2 separate regions of the Mus musculus genome follow, and region 2 is linked to region 1. The links are chromatin loops, found by intact Hi-C in ENCODE. Cell type or tissue: gastrocnemius. All regions are shown on one strand.

Region 1 (8,000 bases):
GGGGGCTGGGAAGAAACAATAACTCGGCAGTTACAAGAGTATACCACTCTTACAGTGGACCTGAATTTAGTTTCCAGTTCCAACACTAGGTGGCTGACAATCTCCTGGAATCCCAGCTCCAGGGGGATCTGACGCCCTCTTGTGTTCTCTGAGGGTAACTGCAACACACATGCACATACCAACCCTCTTAAACATAATTACAAATGAAAACAAAGCGTTTTTAAAAAATTAATTTTACATATTGCATACACACACACACACATATATATGCAAGATATATGCAGTAACTTCCTGTGTGCCCAGAATATGCCAAAAACTCCATTATTCACAATTCATGTGATTCTTCAAAATATAAGTTTTCTGGTACTTCTATAATTTTAAAAATTGTGATTATTTTTAAAAGGTTTTAGGTAGAAGATGTGAAATGTAGCAGAACTCATGTGTAATTTGATTTTTCTGTACGGATTTTTTTAAAGATTCATTTATTTATTATATGTAAGTACACTGTAGCTGTAAGCATACTCCAGAAGAGGGTGTCATCAGATCTTGTTACGGATGGTTGTGAGCCACCATGTGGTTGCTGGAATTTGAACTCAGGACCTTCGGAAGAGCAGTCAGTGCTCATAACTGCTGAGCCATCTCTCCAGCACCTCTATAGAGATATTAAGCAGAATTTAAGACTTTGGACAGCCGGACAGTGGTGGTGCATGCCTTTAATCCCGGCACTTGGGAGGCAGAGGCAGGTGGATTTCTGAGTTCGAGGCCAGCCTGGTCTACAGAGTGAGTTCCAGGACAGCCAGAGCTACACAGAGAAACCCTGTCTTGAAAAACCAGAAAAAGAAAAAACAACAACAACAACAAAACCCGACTTTGGACAGCCGACCTCCACCCACCCGTCACTCACCACAGCATTCTGGGGGTTTGCCTGCTCATCATGCATTTCTCTGATCTCCTGGTCTGTGGACGAGTGGACCTGACTCAGCACGCTGAACCATTGGCTGTGGACAGAGAGGACAACAGTCACGGGTGGCCAAGTTCGGAGTGGCCAAACCATGCTCTCCATTTTTCCTGCCCAGGACCCCGCCTCTGAGCTGCTCTGCTGCCAATGTGCCTGTTTCTCACACGCAAGTTGGTGCACATACTATCATAAGCACAGTCTAAAAAACAAAACACAACAACAACAAACCAGCCCAACTACCGTTAGCAGGATGTACTGTCACATAAAGCACCCGCCCTGGCCGGCACTCAGACCTCACTGAGTGCTACTGAGGAGACACCCATGCAAGGAAAGAAAAGCAACACTAGAGGGGTCAGGAACCCCTCAGACCCATGGCTTGACGTCTGTCTGTCCACTCAGGCTCATTGGGGTTTCCATGGCTGGCCAGGACCCCACACAAGTGAATAAAACCACAGGGGAGGTGGAAATCAAAACAGGTGTCTAAATCAAAAGCAGGAAATTACTGTGATCAAAATTCTTCCATTTTTATTTCAACTGGGTTTTCACTTCCAGAGCATCGTAATGAGAAAGATGGATGGAGAAAAGCAAAGTAGAATAAAAGTCCCACAAGAAGCGGGAACCTGAGATGAACAGAAAGAAAATAACCTGGAACATACATATTTACATGCATGCATGCATACATACATACATACATACATACATACAGTGTTGATTACAAAACACACCAGGGACCAGAGAAGCCAAGGTACCCTTTCCTGTCCAGGCTTGTCTTAGGTCCTATGTCGCTATGCAGTGGAATAATTAAGTGAACAGCTGACATCCTCACATAACGCTAGGCGTATAAATTACTTTCAGCAAAAACTAAACCTCCTTCCTAAGATTCCTGATGGAGCAAATGCTTGAGAATACTCAACACTGTGGACTCGGGGAGCAAACAAAGCCGGGGACATCCTCATCTGCCTGTGGTCATCCTTCTTGGCCAACCAGAGGCACCCTGTAGTCATGACCCTGTCACGTCAAAAAAATGTCCCTAAACCAAACACTGCAACATAGCACAATTCAAGACGTATGCCGAATGAATCACATACATGCACATGCACACAAATACAAAGAACAAAATTGCTTGGCTTTCATTCCTATTGATACTCCTACAACTTAGGCATTTCGTATGAATCATGTATAATTTTAAAATGTATAAAGGGATTCATTTTTTTAATGTGTTCCACTTGTCAGGGGAAACCGGTTTGGCTAAAAACCTCCCAAATGTTAAATTTAGCAGGTCCATTATGGCACAAACAGACAGAGCAACCGCCAGATGCCAGGCCTGTAATTCAGCTGAGGATTCGTGGGCAGTCTCTGGACCACAGAAAGCCACGTGTGGTCTCTAGGAGTCCCAGACAGAATGTTGGGGCTGTAATTTCAGGTCTGCTTGTTTTCCCAGTTTGTGCTATAATTTATGAGTCCAGCCAGGGCTTTAGTCTGTTCCCATGGGAAGAATCGCTTTCTGGCGTTTTGACCTTTCGTGTTGCTGCTGTGGTGTTAGATCAACTTAAAGGCACTGGAATGGCAGGCAGGAGGGAGAAAGCCAGGAGCATGACGGATCGACAGCAATCTCTGATGACTTCTGGGCAGGACACTGAACAGCACAGGACACTTGCTGTCATCCCCAGAGACTACCACCTAGTACTGGCTCAGGGCAGGTAACAACTGCCTCCCACCATGAGCCAAGAATGGACAGGACACTCCACTGTGTCCTAGACTCTACGTCACTGAAGAGCAAATGTCATTTTTCCCTCCCTTTGTCTCATCCCTGTGCTCAAAGCTCCAAAGACAGGCGGCTTACAACAGCCAGCGAGTGACTCCAGAGACTTGAGCCTCTTTGGACAGAAAAGCAGGAGGGTGTGTCTACTCCACAGGACTGAGCCTATATACTATTCCTGTGTGTGCCTTTTCTGTCACTCGGTCTACACAGTATAAATAATGACACCTACCCCACAGGACTGACTGGGAACCAAATGAGTTAACTCTATCTAGAATACGGCTAATGTTAGATAATGTTAGCTTGTCCACTGAGTCCTCCAAGGCAGAGACTTTCAGATCCTCTGCATGCCACAGTTCTATTATTCATTAAGCAGAGGACGTCTAAGGCAACAACGGACTGTTCCTTATGTCTTTGTACAAATTCTTCACCTCTATAGCTCAGAAACATCCACAGAGAAGGGTTTCTGTCTGATCCGGTGCTATTTGAGGCTGTGACATTGCTGTGTTTGAACACATCTGCTAGTGCGAGATTCCTTAAGGGACAAGACGTACATCTCCTATGCCTCTTTAACCGTCCCGATAGAAAGCCCAACTGAAAACCTAAAATCCCATTCAAAGGCAACAGAATAAACAGTGTCTGCATGGGGCTCATGCCTGAACTCCAGGGGAGCGGGGAGGACGTGGTGAGACAGCAGCCCATGCCCAGACCCCTCACCTGGCATCTTCGGGGGACTCCGCGATGAGATGGAAGGTCCTGTCGGCCAGGATGATGTCGATCCCGTTCTCTTTGCTTGTGTTGTCTATGATCTCCCTGCAAGACACAAAGGCAGAGTGGAAATCAAGAGTGCAAAACTCCTACGGAAAGCTGAGAAAGGCAGCCTTACCAAATGACCACGTGGGGAGTGTTCCTTTAGAAATTATATACCGTGCCTCATCACCCCCCGCCCCCAGTTAGAAGCGATTTCTGAGATTCCTAGGAGGTCCCCGAGACTAAGATAGTAGTGGATATTGCATCACATACGCATGTGTGTGGTGCGTGTGATATGGTTCCCATACAGTGTAGAGCGTGCCGTGCCTGGCTCAGAACACCTGAGACCAAGGGTTTTATACTTCAGAACAGGACCTAAGTCTAAACATGGGATGCATTTATTTCTCATCCACACATAGCCTGAAGGCATTTGTCTTGTGTGAAGCAGAAGGTACACTGTGGGGCTATACTCCAGCTTCCTGAATGCAGTTCTAGACAGTGATTTCCACATGCCTGGAGTTTGACTGTAACCAGTCATGTGAGGTTGGAGAGGAATTCCCCACTTGGGGCATCCTAGCAGCACTCAAAGCCTGGAAAGTTCTAGATTTTGGATTTTCAGATTGGGACATACAACCCGTGCACGCATCTGAACTGTAAAGCTTACTTTACAATCAGACGCAGCAAGGGTGAACAACAACAACAACACAGAATAACTATAACACCCACCACCACCACCATCACCACCACACACACACACAAAGTTAGGTGACCATTCTATTTTCTCTCTAAAAAATTAATCATTAATAAAAATAATTAATAATAATAAATAAATAATAAAATAATTTTTCTAACAGGGGTTTTTTGACCACATATAACTGAAATCATAAACATGAATGAAATGAAGGGTTGCTCTCCAGAGGACCTCCAGGGGGCACCAGACTCCCCCTGTGCTCGCAATAGTGCCTCTGCAGTGGGCTTAGGGATGGGGTGGGGGGGGAGGAAGGTGTCAGGGTGTTTCCCTGATGACTCTTTGCACAGTGGACACCCCATGTCTGACTCTGCTCAGAGTCCAACAAAGCCTTCCTCTGCCCTCTGCCTGGCACACAATAGGAGGAAACCCAGGAAGCAGCGTGGTCCCGTGTGAGCTCCTTCCCTAGTCTGTCTCAGCAGCTGTGCTTTGAGGATACCACTCCCTAGCTCCTATGCTGGATATGTGATCAAAGCAGGTACTTACAGGAAAGACTCCGAAGAGGGGATTAGCTATGACGCGCCACTATTGTGAACAGACTAAGGCTCTTGGGCTGGAAGTTGTTATGTTTTTCTCTTCCTTTAGTTTCTCTACTCCAGCCCCCTCCCACACCCCCCTTCTCCAATGCTGGGATTGAATCCAGGCCCTGTGCATGCCGGACAAGCACTCTACCACTGAGCTACATCACCTCTGTAATTTTTATTGAGATAGAGTCTCTTTAGATAGCCAGGCTGGCCTCAAAGTGGCAAGTCTCTGCCTCCGCCCTTAGAGTGAGGACTCAAACATCTGCTCCCTGGCTCACTCTGTTCTGAGAGCATGCCTGCCTTTCAGCCATGGATGATGTAGTAAGATGTGTTTCCTTAATCTCGGACTTCTTAGCATTTAGAACATGGGCAGCATAAATTTGGTTCATTAGCCGGGCGTGGTGGCGCACGCCTTTAATCCCAGCACTCGGGAGGCAGAGGCAGGCGGATTTCTGAGTTCGAGGCCAGCCTGATCTACAAAGTGAGTTCCAGGACAGCCAGGGCTATACAGAGAAACCCTGTCTTGAAAAAAACCAAAAAAAAAAAAAAAATTGGTTCATTAGAAATTACTCAGTTGTGGGTATTTATTTGTTAAACAGAACAAAGTGGCCAAGAAAGGAGCTTCCTATCACAGGCTGAGGCCTGGCTGGTACCTGGCATACCTTCCCCACCACTGCCTCCTGCAGGCTCCAGAGCCAAGGCAGACTTTGGTGTCATCCTGATCTCCTTTAGACACTCCCTAATTAATATCAGAGACTCAGTGTCTGGGACAGGTTAACTAAATTAGGGTAAAACACAAGGGTTTGTGTAGCAGGATGGGAGCAGAGCTGGCAATGCACCTGATGTTAGCATGGTCTTGAGGATCAGCCCGTCTGCTCTGATCTACGAAGCAGTGAATTTATTCACAGCAGAGCATACCAACATGACTGCAATTCTAACAGGCTGGAGACAGTAAATTGGTGTGACCACATTTCTGGACTCACTGAAACAAAGCTCAATGTATTCTGGGCCAGAGGCATGGCTCAGCAGGCAGTTAAGAGCTCTTGCTGCTTTTCCAGGAGCAGAGTTTGATTGCTAGCACCATGTCAGGCAGCTCAGAGAGGTGTGTAAGCTTCAAGAAGACCTGAGACCCTCCCTCTTCTGACCTTTGTGAGTACCCACATATATGTGAACAACCCCTTCCGACACAAATACACATAAATAAAAATCCGAGTTTTAAAGGAACAACCTAAACACAGATGGATTGTAATGTGAAAATCCCGTAAGATCAGGGGACAGAGAGATGAGGGTAAAGGTGAAGGGGAGAGCCGACTCCACAGTTGCCCTCTGATTTGCACGAATGAACCATGGCACATGCACTCGCACACCAACAGTAAGACCCTAGGGAAAAGGCGGAGCCTGTGGTGCCTCCTCTGCACAGAAGAGGGTAGCCTAGTGGGTCTCACGATGGAAGCCACCCTAGTTTGCGCTCCACTGATGGGATAAACACCAGGACCAAAAGCAACCCAGGGAGGAAAGAGTTATTTGTTACACGTCCAGATCACAGTCCATCACCGGGAGAAGCCAGGGCAGGAACTGGAGCAGAGGCCATGGAGGGATGGTAGTTACTGGCTTCCTCAAAATGGCACAGTTAGCCTGCTTTCTTATGTCACCCAGGGCCACCTACTTAGGGCTCACACTCCTCACAGTGGTCTAGCCTCTCTTACATCAAGCATAAATCAAGAAAATGCCCCCACTTGGAGTGGCCTGCAGGCCAGTCTAATCAAGGCTTTGTCTCAGTTGAAGTTTCCTCTTCCCAAATGACCCTGGCTTGTGTCAAGTTGCTAAAACCCAACCAGCACAGGTCCTCGTAGGCAGAAGAACGAGCCCCAGGAATACTGGCTCTTTCCCTCTCAAGAACTCAGACCCTCCATGTATGTTAAAGGAGGCTTCAGACTCCATGACCAGCCTCACAGCTCTGAACCTCAAAATCCCAGAAATGCTCAGAAACAAAGGCAGGGCTAAAGGAGCGAATACGCTTCTCTGAAGTGAAGAGGGCGGTGCTGTTGATGGGGCTCCAGTATAGCTGGGTTCCAGTTCAGGACTTCCCCCAAATGGTGACTAAAACAATAAAGCCAAGGCCTTCTGTTGAGAGAGCCTCGATCTAAAGAGAGCAGAGGGCATCTCGTCATGTTAGGAAACAAGCTCTCAGAGATGGCTGCATGGACAGGAAACAGATCGAGGATTACGTGGCCTGTCGAATTCTGCCGGTCCAGATGTGGGGCTACTGTGGGAATCCAGCAGAGCTGCAGTGCCTGGAATACCCTGTTAAACCCACATGTGCAGGAAGATACTTGGGAAAACAAAAACAGTGGTCAGTGCCCGATGATGCAAAGAAATCCACTGATTTCCTGGAACCAGAGGACGAACGGAAGGCAAGCATTCAGCCTGACTATACTATACAAAGAGTACCTCGGGGTAACCACGGGCGGTAACCATTAGGAAATGTTTTCTTTATAGAAACACTTTAGGCAATAGGAGAGTCCAACAACAGCAGACTCAAAGTACTCAGCAGAAAGAATGACTCCTAAACTGAGATACTGGGAAGGGAAGGAACAGGCTCAGCCAAGCAGTCGCGCGTAACCAGTGATGCCTAGAAACCCGGGAAAGAGTCTTTGACTCCAGCTGCACATGAAAGACAGGACAGAGGTGATGGGAATCTATAAGCCTGAAGATGTGTGATCTTACGTCAACCAGACATGTCCAACCCACGGGCAGGGCCCCATGGCCCAGGATGGCTGGGAACGTGGCCCAGATGTACTGAAAAGAGTGTGCGGTTTTGTGGGGTTTTTTTGTTTGTTTTGTTTTGTTTTCTTGGTTTTCTTTTTCTCTTATTGTACAGCTTTTGAGTGTGCACCTTGCGACAATGTTGTGCTGCAGCATCAAAAGGCTGGGCACAGGCCTTACTGGATTCTGATTAAAAGAAAGAGTCTACATAAGCAAGAAAACCAACAGAGTAGTCTCTGCTGCGCCGATGAGGCAACTGTAGGAAACATGGCAGGAATCTATGGTAGGCGGTGACACTCTCAATCTGGTGAGAATGGATTGTGTTCCCCAAAGCGTCCCTAAGAGCATACTAACATATTTACAAGAAACGATGCCAGCAACTTGCTTCAGCAAAATGCACTTGGTCAGAACAGGTCAGTGGTTGCTCTGCATGGCTGGAGAGTCACTGAAGCAAGGTAAGGACGTGAATTTTGTTTTCCCCTATTCTTGTGTGCA
Region 2 (8,000 bases), 61 kb after region 1:
GCGTGGTGGCTCATGCCTCTAATCCCAGCACTCGAGAGGCAGAGACAGGCGGATTTCTGAGTTCGAGGCCAGCCTGGTCTACAAAGTGAGTTCCAGGACAGCCAGGGCTACACAGAGAAACCCTGTCTCGAAAAACAAAACAAACAAAAAATTAGGTTTAAAATATTAAAACCTAGTTTTAAAATTATTTTCTTAATTTTTTTACTCATAAAGGTTCTTTTCCTTATGGGGTAACAGATTAGGTGCTGGACAGATGGTTCAGCGGTTAAGAGCACTGACTGTTCTTCCCATGGTCCTGAGTTCAAATCCCAACAACCACATAGTGGCTCACAACCATCCGTAATGAGATCTGACGCCCTCTTCTGGTGCATCTGAGGACAGCTACAGTGTACTTACGTATAATAAATAAATCTTTGGGCTGGAGCAAGCAGAGGTCCTGAGTTCAATTCCCAGCAACTATATGATGTCTCACAACCATCTATATAGTTACAGTATACTCATATACATAAAATAAATAAATAAATCTTTTTTTTTTAAAGAAAGATTAGGCCAGGTGTGTTGGAATATGTCTTTACATCTCAATATAAGGGAGGTAGAGGCAAGCATTCAAGGCCTTCCTGGTCTACATAAAGCATGCCAGGTCAGCCAGGACTACATAGTGAGAAGCTATCTCAAAAAGAAAAAAAGGAGATAGTTAAATCAGAAAGGGCAGGCGATACGGCTCCGTGGGGACAGCTGTCTGAACACCCAGCCCGACAATCCTGGTGTCAATCCCCAGAAAGCACGTGGAGAAGATCAACTCCCACAGTGTATCCTCTGCCTTCCACCCGGGAGTGCCAGGCACACACAAGAAGATAATTGTAAGGACAACCAAGAAGGAAGATTAGGGGGGCTCATCAAGGTTTAGCAGAGGCAAAGAACAGTAACAGTGCTTTGCGGTGCTCAAGTATAGTGAGGATAACTTTCACAGCTCACTTTAACTGAGTGCTGACTCTGCAGCAGACGCTAAGTACTTATAGCAAGTATTTGGCTTATTATTATTATTTTTTATCCTCATGAGAATCCTGTGAATTAGATATAACCATCCTTGGCTTACGGAAGAGGGAACGAGGCACAGTGAACACATTTCCCAAGAACTGACAGCCTTATGTGGAAGGATCAGCGCACAGTCTCAGCCGGCCTGTGTCAGACCCGAGCACATCAGAGCTTTGCTCCCCTGTCACTTACAGAACAACTTCCCCTATCTCCCAAACTTGGGTTTCTTTTCTATTTGGCCCATGAGCCAGTCATGTGGATGCCTCACTGGGATCACATGTGCACAGTAAAGTCATGGCAAGCCCCAGGCTGTCTTTGAGGCAAGTTTCAATGGCACTGAGGGCAGGAGGGTCATACCTGCTGGACACTGAGAGGCGTCAGGATCTCTTCTCCCCTGAGGATCATGGATCTCTGGGTCAGTGCATCTGTGAGCTGCGTTGGGTCCAGCCCAAGCAAGTCCGCAGACCTACCCAAAGCTGAAAGTGAAGGAGGAGGCACCGGTGAACTCACAGTTCCTCAAACACACCGGATGCTGGACCTCAGCTGGCATCAAATCTAACCACACACAGCCACACAGAAAGTGGAGGCAGACATGATGGACACATCTCAGGCAGTAATGGTTTCTGCCTGTAGCAACTTTCTTTAATGTCCTATATCGTAAAAGACAGTGAGATTCTCAGTCTCTGTCAGAAGCTTACAGATTTTTAAGTGTGTGTTTGTATGTGCACTTGCCTGTCTGTATGTTACCTCTGAGTGCAGGTGCCTGCAGAGGCTGAGGGGTTGTGATCCTCCTCCTGTGGGTTCGAGGACTCCAATCTGGGTCCTCTGCAAGAGCAGCAAGTACTCCTAATGGCTTATATCAGCTTTTAAATTCAGTTTGGTAAGATGCTCTGTGATGTTCTGTGATGCCCTCTTAGGAGCTTTTGCTCTGGTCAGGGAAGGGTAGGAGCAAAGCCACCTGAGGGCCACCGTGAAAACAGTCACAGAGCTCTCCAGCATCTCAAGGTCACAGGCACCACCTTGCCCAGGCACTGAGTCCTTCTGCTTTATTACAGAAAACCACAGATGGTCAAAATTTTGGGAACAACCGATCGCGTGGTACCCAAATTCAATCAATGGATACATCTACAATACAATCCAGAGCAAGCGCTTTATTGGCTGAGCCACATTTCCTCTCTGTTTCTTGGGGGTTTTTTTGTTGCTAAGAGACGGTCTTATGCTTGGTTGCCTGGCTTGGCAGTAGCTTTGCTCTGTAGCCTAGGATCACTGGCAATGCACCATTACCCGTGTGCTGGCATCAGACCTGTACTACCATACCTAAACTCACTGCATAGCTCTTAATGCAGTAAATATGAACAAACATTACCACATATGCAAAGGTTCTGTTCAGAGAGACAGAGACACAGAGAGAAACACACACACACACACACACACACACACACACACAGGAGACAGAGAGAAAGACAGAGAGAGGTGACTGCACGGTTAACTAGCAGTGCACTGCCTGAGGACACCAGAAGAGGGTGCTGGTTCCTCTAGAAACAGAGTGCAAAACACAGATCCTCTCCAAAAGCCACCCATCTCTCAATTCCTAAGCCATTTCTCCCTCTTTAACAAAGACTTTTTAGGCTCCTAAGACATTGATAGAAACTACGTGGGAATCAAACACAATAAACATTGAAACACTGACCAGGAGAAACCAGGCTCCTGGAGAGTTATTTTGATCCCAAACACACCCGGTACCCAATTTCTGCAACAAGATTTATTGGTTCTATCAGATACCTTTCTAAAAAATTACATTATATATAAATTATGTATAAAAATATTATATATATATATATATTTAAAGTACTTCAGCTGACATTTTATACGTTTAAAGTAAAGGCAGTCACAGTGCAAATGGATAACTAGCAGGAGGCACAGCTTCCAGTACAGCTATGAACCCCTCTGGATAACTCTGAAAACCAAGGCAAAGGGTGATAGCACCACGCTTTCCTGTATCAAACACTTGCTGCTCATATGTCTACTTATTGGCCCATTTCCCTTCTCAGTAAGAACAAGAACAGAGCCCAAGCCCAGGTCTGGCACCTTGGACTCTTGCCCTGACACTTGACATCACACAGGTGGAGCTCCACAGCTCCTGAGCTGACGTAAGTGCTTAGCATGCCTGAGGGGGTGAGACCCTGGGTTCAAGCCCCGGTACCAAAGGATGGGGGAAATCTGTAGCTCTACTCTAGGAGCCAGAAAACCTTCTGTAAAAGACTGGGTGCCAATTTTCTGGGTCTAGTCTCTTGTAAGGAAAGCACTGAAGGGGAGACAGGGTTGGTGATCAGGGGTCAGGGTGGGGCTCAGGCATCACCTCACCTGTTTTGAAGGGAATCTGCGCCCCTCCAGCAGTGATAAACTCTATGTTGCCGAGATGCAGAATTCCCGCCAGCAACCTCAAAACTTCCCGAACTTCCTCCTTGCTGAATTGCATGACTTCCATTGCCGTCTAGAAGAAAAGGAAAACCCGCCCATGACTAAGTTACACTATTAGGTACGGCTCTAAAGACAAGAAGAATAAAACACTGATGCATAACCACTGACTTTAACAATGTTCCATGTCCAAGAAAATAATGGTAATAATAATAATAAAAAACCAGAAGTGAAGATTGCCTTCAGTAGATGGCCACACGTGTGTGACACAGCCAGCCTCTTGCTTATGTTACTAAGTAGCTTAGGAATCCCTGCCTTCACAGCATGAGTAGGATGCTTTTCTCCTCCAATATTAAAGCACAACAAACACTGCTGTCTTTATAGAAGCCGGAGAGGCAAGGGGACACGCAGAAACAACAGGTACTTTGAATGCAGTGTGTTAAGTAATGTCACATTATGTTTTACATATGTTATATGAAACTATTTCATGGATGACATTAGTTTATGTTGATTGGAGGCTGTTAGAATCAAAGTGGGGTTCTCTGTGTCAAGTTGCAGCTGGCTAAATAAAGTAAGAAAGGCATCAAGGAAGGACACTGCTGCATATATGCCCTACAAGGAGAATTTCTGCAGAAGCGTTGGCACGCACCAGTGTTCTCACGGGAAGTACTACAAGGCTCTCTGTCTGCTACCCACTCGCTGCCTCCTCCTCCTCCTTGCTGCGGGTCCCTGCATAAGGGATCGTTATTTCAAAAACACCCCTGATCTGGGCTTTGAAAACTTCCCCGTGCTTCAGTATCCTCAGCTAGGAAGCTGACATACTCCCTCTGCAGGGCCATTCGAGAATCAACCCCTTATCTCCCCAGAGTCTCTTCCACTTCTTATTCTGCTTTGGTTGGTTTTTGAGGCCAGGGTCATGTGAGTGGCACAGGCTGGCTTGGACCTTGACTTCGTAATCCTCCTGCCTCAACCTCCTCATAGAAATCTAGGTGAGTGCCACCACACATGGTTTACATGGTTCAGTGCTGGCACTGAGCTCGGGCTCTGTGCATGCCTGACAAAGATGCTACCAAATCAGCACCATTTCTAACCCTTTATCTGTTCTCTGGGTCAACAAGTCCCAAGTTTTCCAAGATTCAAAGAGAAAAAAAAAAAAAAACTTGTTTGAAAAAGTAATACAGTCTGACTCATGTAGCATGAACTTACACACACACACACACACACACACACACACACACACACACACACACGGCCACGCGCCACTCAAAACCACTGTGTATATGCACTGAGGTCTATGAGGCCTAGAAATCTTAGCAGTGGTCTACAGCCAAGGATGCTGGGCATGTATGCAGTGTTTGGGAAGTCAGAGAACCAAACAGACCTTCACGCATCAAAGTCCTTGCCACTTTCACACACATTCGTGAGTCCCCAACCTAGGGGGCCAGATGGAGGCAGTAAAATAAATTAGTTGTTACTTCTGACTTGAAATAGCTTTCAAATCTCAGCCAAAAATTTTATGGTGCAATTTTGAAGGCTATATTAAAGCGGGCTATGACACTGAGCATACACTCATTGTTTGCAGTCCATGGAAAAGCAGGTGCCCTCCCAAACAATAATCATGTGGTCATTAAGAAGACTGTACGTCCCTTATGAAAACACAGCACTCAGAAAATGGCATAGAGCTGGGCGGTGGTGGCGCACATCTTTAATCCCAGCACTCGGGAGGCAGAGGCAGGCAGATTTCTGAGTTCGAGGCCTGGTCTACAGAGTGAGTTCCAGGACAGCCAGGGCTACACAGAGAAACCCTGTCTCAAAAAACAAAAACAAGAACAACAAAACAAAAACAAACAAACAAAAAAAAAACAAAGAAAATGGCATAGAACAAAATAAAACCGTAGAATTGTGCCATGTAAACTAACACTCTGAAACATTTATTGTTTTGTCTCCACTTCTATGGCCATAAGAATATGATATGTAAAATAACTTCTAATATGAGTAGTGCCTATTCCTGTCTCCTGCCCCCCTCGTTTCTTACATAAGAAAGTTTTCAGTGTTTCTAAATGTTATTCTTGACCATGTGTTTTAGTTGCTAGCAGGGGTCTTAGCTATGTGTCTAATAAATTACCTTAAATACCAATCCCTAATTCTCATAAGTTTGAGAGGAGCGAAACCTTGCTGTTTCCAGGAAGGAAGAGATTTCCTCTTCCTCTGTCAAAGTTGGACTCTTATTTATTTATTTATTTATTTATTTAATTTTTGTTTTTGGAGACAGGGTTTCTCTGTGTAGCCCTGGCTGTCCTGGAACTCACTCTGTAGACCAGGCTGGCCTCGAACTCAGAAATCCGCCTGATTCTGCCTCCCGAGTGCTGGGATTAAAGGTGTGCGCCACCAAGCCCGGCTATTTTTTTTTTTTAAGCCTTGCTTAGAACTCCCAAGAATAAAACTAAATGATTAAATAATAGGAAAATGTCACATTTGGGATGTTAGTAAAATCACCTAACACTTTTATTAATACTTATGGAGGGCTAAACCTAATAAGTAGTTGTATGTTGAATATTTACAGGTCTATAAGGATATCCATAAGGAGAATGTGCAACTAGAATATATTAGTCAGGAACATTATGTCCATTTCATATATAAATTTCCTGCATTTTAACGTGATATATCATTTTGTCCTAAGATCGGATTTCAAATGCCAACAATTGTTACTTCAATGTAACTGTAAATCTGAAACACTGACATTAAGAAAGACAAACTGTCTGAACTGGCTTGGGGCCAACAGAAGGGAACCATTTTGTGGGGGGAAACGATGCCCCTAGAAGAGCGGCCAGTACCCAACACCCTCTCAGGCCATGCTCCCTGGTGGCCGCGGCTCTCTGGGAGTGGGACCTGCAGCAAGGCTAAACTAGATAATTACCTGTCTATAACAACAGTATCTTTTAATAACAAATGGTTTTCCTTCAGCTTCCAGAAATGGGCATAAACACAAGAAGAAACTCCCAAGGACATCTCTTTCCCCTGATTCCTCAAGAATAAAGAGGGTTGCTAATTTCAACGCATGCTTCTTGATTTGGGAGAGAAAAGAAGGGTTTGCTGTGGCAAAGTGAGAGTCCAGAAAAGAATGAAGGGACTACTTAAACCCCAGTTCTTTCTGGGGCTCTAGTGCTAGGAGTCCCAGGAGATAAACAAAAACCTAGCTCTGCATTTAAAACTGCGTGGCTTTTGCATAGGACCCATGTGGTCATTCTGAATACTTTACTTATAGGCAAGGTTTTGTTCTGTATCCCAGGCTGGCTTTGCGCTCACTAAGCAGCCCAGGCTGGCCTCAAATTTGCATCAGTCACCACGCCCCAGCCTCCTCAATGCTGACATCACAGGCATTTGTCACTGTGCCTGGCCTTCACCACCTCTAGATTACCAGACACAGGGCATATGCTACATAAACAGCAGTTCTGATGCTGCACGGATTTTGTAGATGCAACCTTCTTTCTCTTCTTTAGAAGTATTTTCTATCTGAAGTTGGTTACCTTTGGCAATACAGGACTCAGAGATCTGGGGTTAATATGATATTTTAAAAGAAGACGTCACAAAATCCAGCTTTCTCTCACTAGTACCCCACAGGGGCTGGGAGACAACTGTGCTATAAGCTGTCTTTCTTCATCCTGTTCTGGACTCACACTTTTCCCAGTACAAAGCCACCTGCCTTCTAGGTTCCTAGACCCCTCCCCTCTGAGGTATATACATAGAGTATTCTCTTCAGGGGGTGCCAGACACAGAGCCCTGACCTTGTGTGTGTGGAGCCCCAGTTTTGATCCTGATAACCGAGGACAGATAGAATAGTGACAGTCAGTGTCAGAGACAGCTGGAACAGACAGAGACAGAGACACAGATGGACCACTCTGCACTGCTCTGGACATTTGTGTGGCTTTGAACAGAGATGCAGAAGGAAAGAAAATCACATCACCGCCTCGTCTGCTTTGAATTCCATTTTTCCCCCTTTCTGCTTTCCTTTGTTTTTTTGAGACAGGATCTAAGTCTGTATATTAGGCTGACTTTACACTCAGGGCAAGCCTCCTGCCTCAGTCTCCCAAGTACTAGGATTGTAGGCATTAGCCACATTCCCCACTTGAATTCAGTTTCCAACTTCAAACCAGATTATATACATGGGATGGGGAAAATTTATGTGTGATTGATAGCTGATTTGAAATCAATGATTTGGTATTTGTCTGTCACCTGTTGGGTAGAAGTTCCCTGAACTGTATAGGCTACTACTGTTGCCCTTGGTTACACACCAACCCTGGATGTGGAGACCTTATTGATGAAGACACCACATACTGAACGATCAGAGAGTTTCTGACCTTTGAATGACTTAAAATGACAAGTCTAAAGAGTCTTGAAAGCAGGAAGACATGTGTAGGTTAAGGGCAGGCTGTTCATCAGCTCTGCAAGTCTCCCAGAAGACACCATTCTAATGAGCTGGCATGGCCATTAGGAGCAGAGCTAAATCCATGTAATGTTTAGGACAGGAAGTGTGAGCACCCCTTGGT

Evidence for each region. A loop is a pair of places that touch in the nucleus more often than their neighbours do. Peaks named below come from ENCODE experiments on the same cell type or tissue, not always from the same donor. Only the 100,000 strongest peaks of a DNase experiment are listed, where the experiment ranks them.
Region 2: it touches region 1 in a loop (5-fold over the local background); 18 of 42 quality-filtered maps call a loop at or near these places.

What each region holds. Positions count from the first base shown.
Region 1 is chr15:25,788,681-25,796,680 of GRCm38, reverse strand. Myo10 (myosin X) reads right to left here. Exons shown (of 41, transcript NM_019472.2): 28 at 3,435-3,530; 29 at 905-998. Among named protein-coding and RNA genes, the nearest start is that of Retreg1, 51 kb to the left of the region's middle. In gastrocnemius, CTCF peaks have their summits at 120 (motif pointing left) and 4,388 (motif pointing right); DNase peaks (open chromatin) are centred at 133 and 4,452; H3K27ac peaks cover 1,888 bases.
Region 2 is chr15:25,727,499-25,735,498 of GRCm38, reverse strand. Myo10 (myosin X) reads right to left here. Exons shown (of 41, transcript NM_019472.2): 10 at 3,400-3,529; 11 at 1,393-1,511. Among named protein-coding and RNA genes, the nearest start is that of Myo10, 110 kb to the right of the region's middle. In gastrocnemius, CTCF peaks have their summits at 2,553 (motif pointing right) and 4,293; DNase peaks (open chromatin) are centred at 2,318, 2,528 and 3,157; H3K4me3 peaks cover 228 bases; H3K27ac peaks cover 1,512 bases.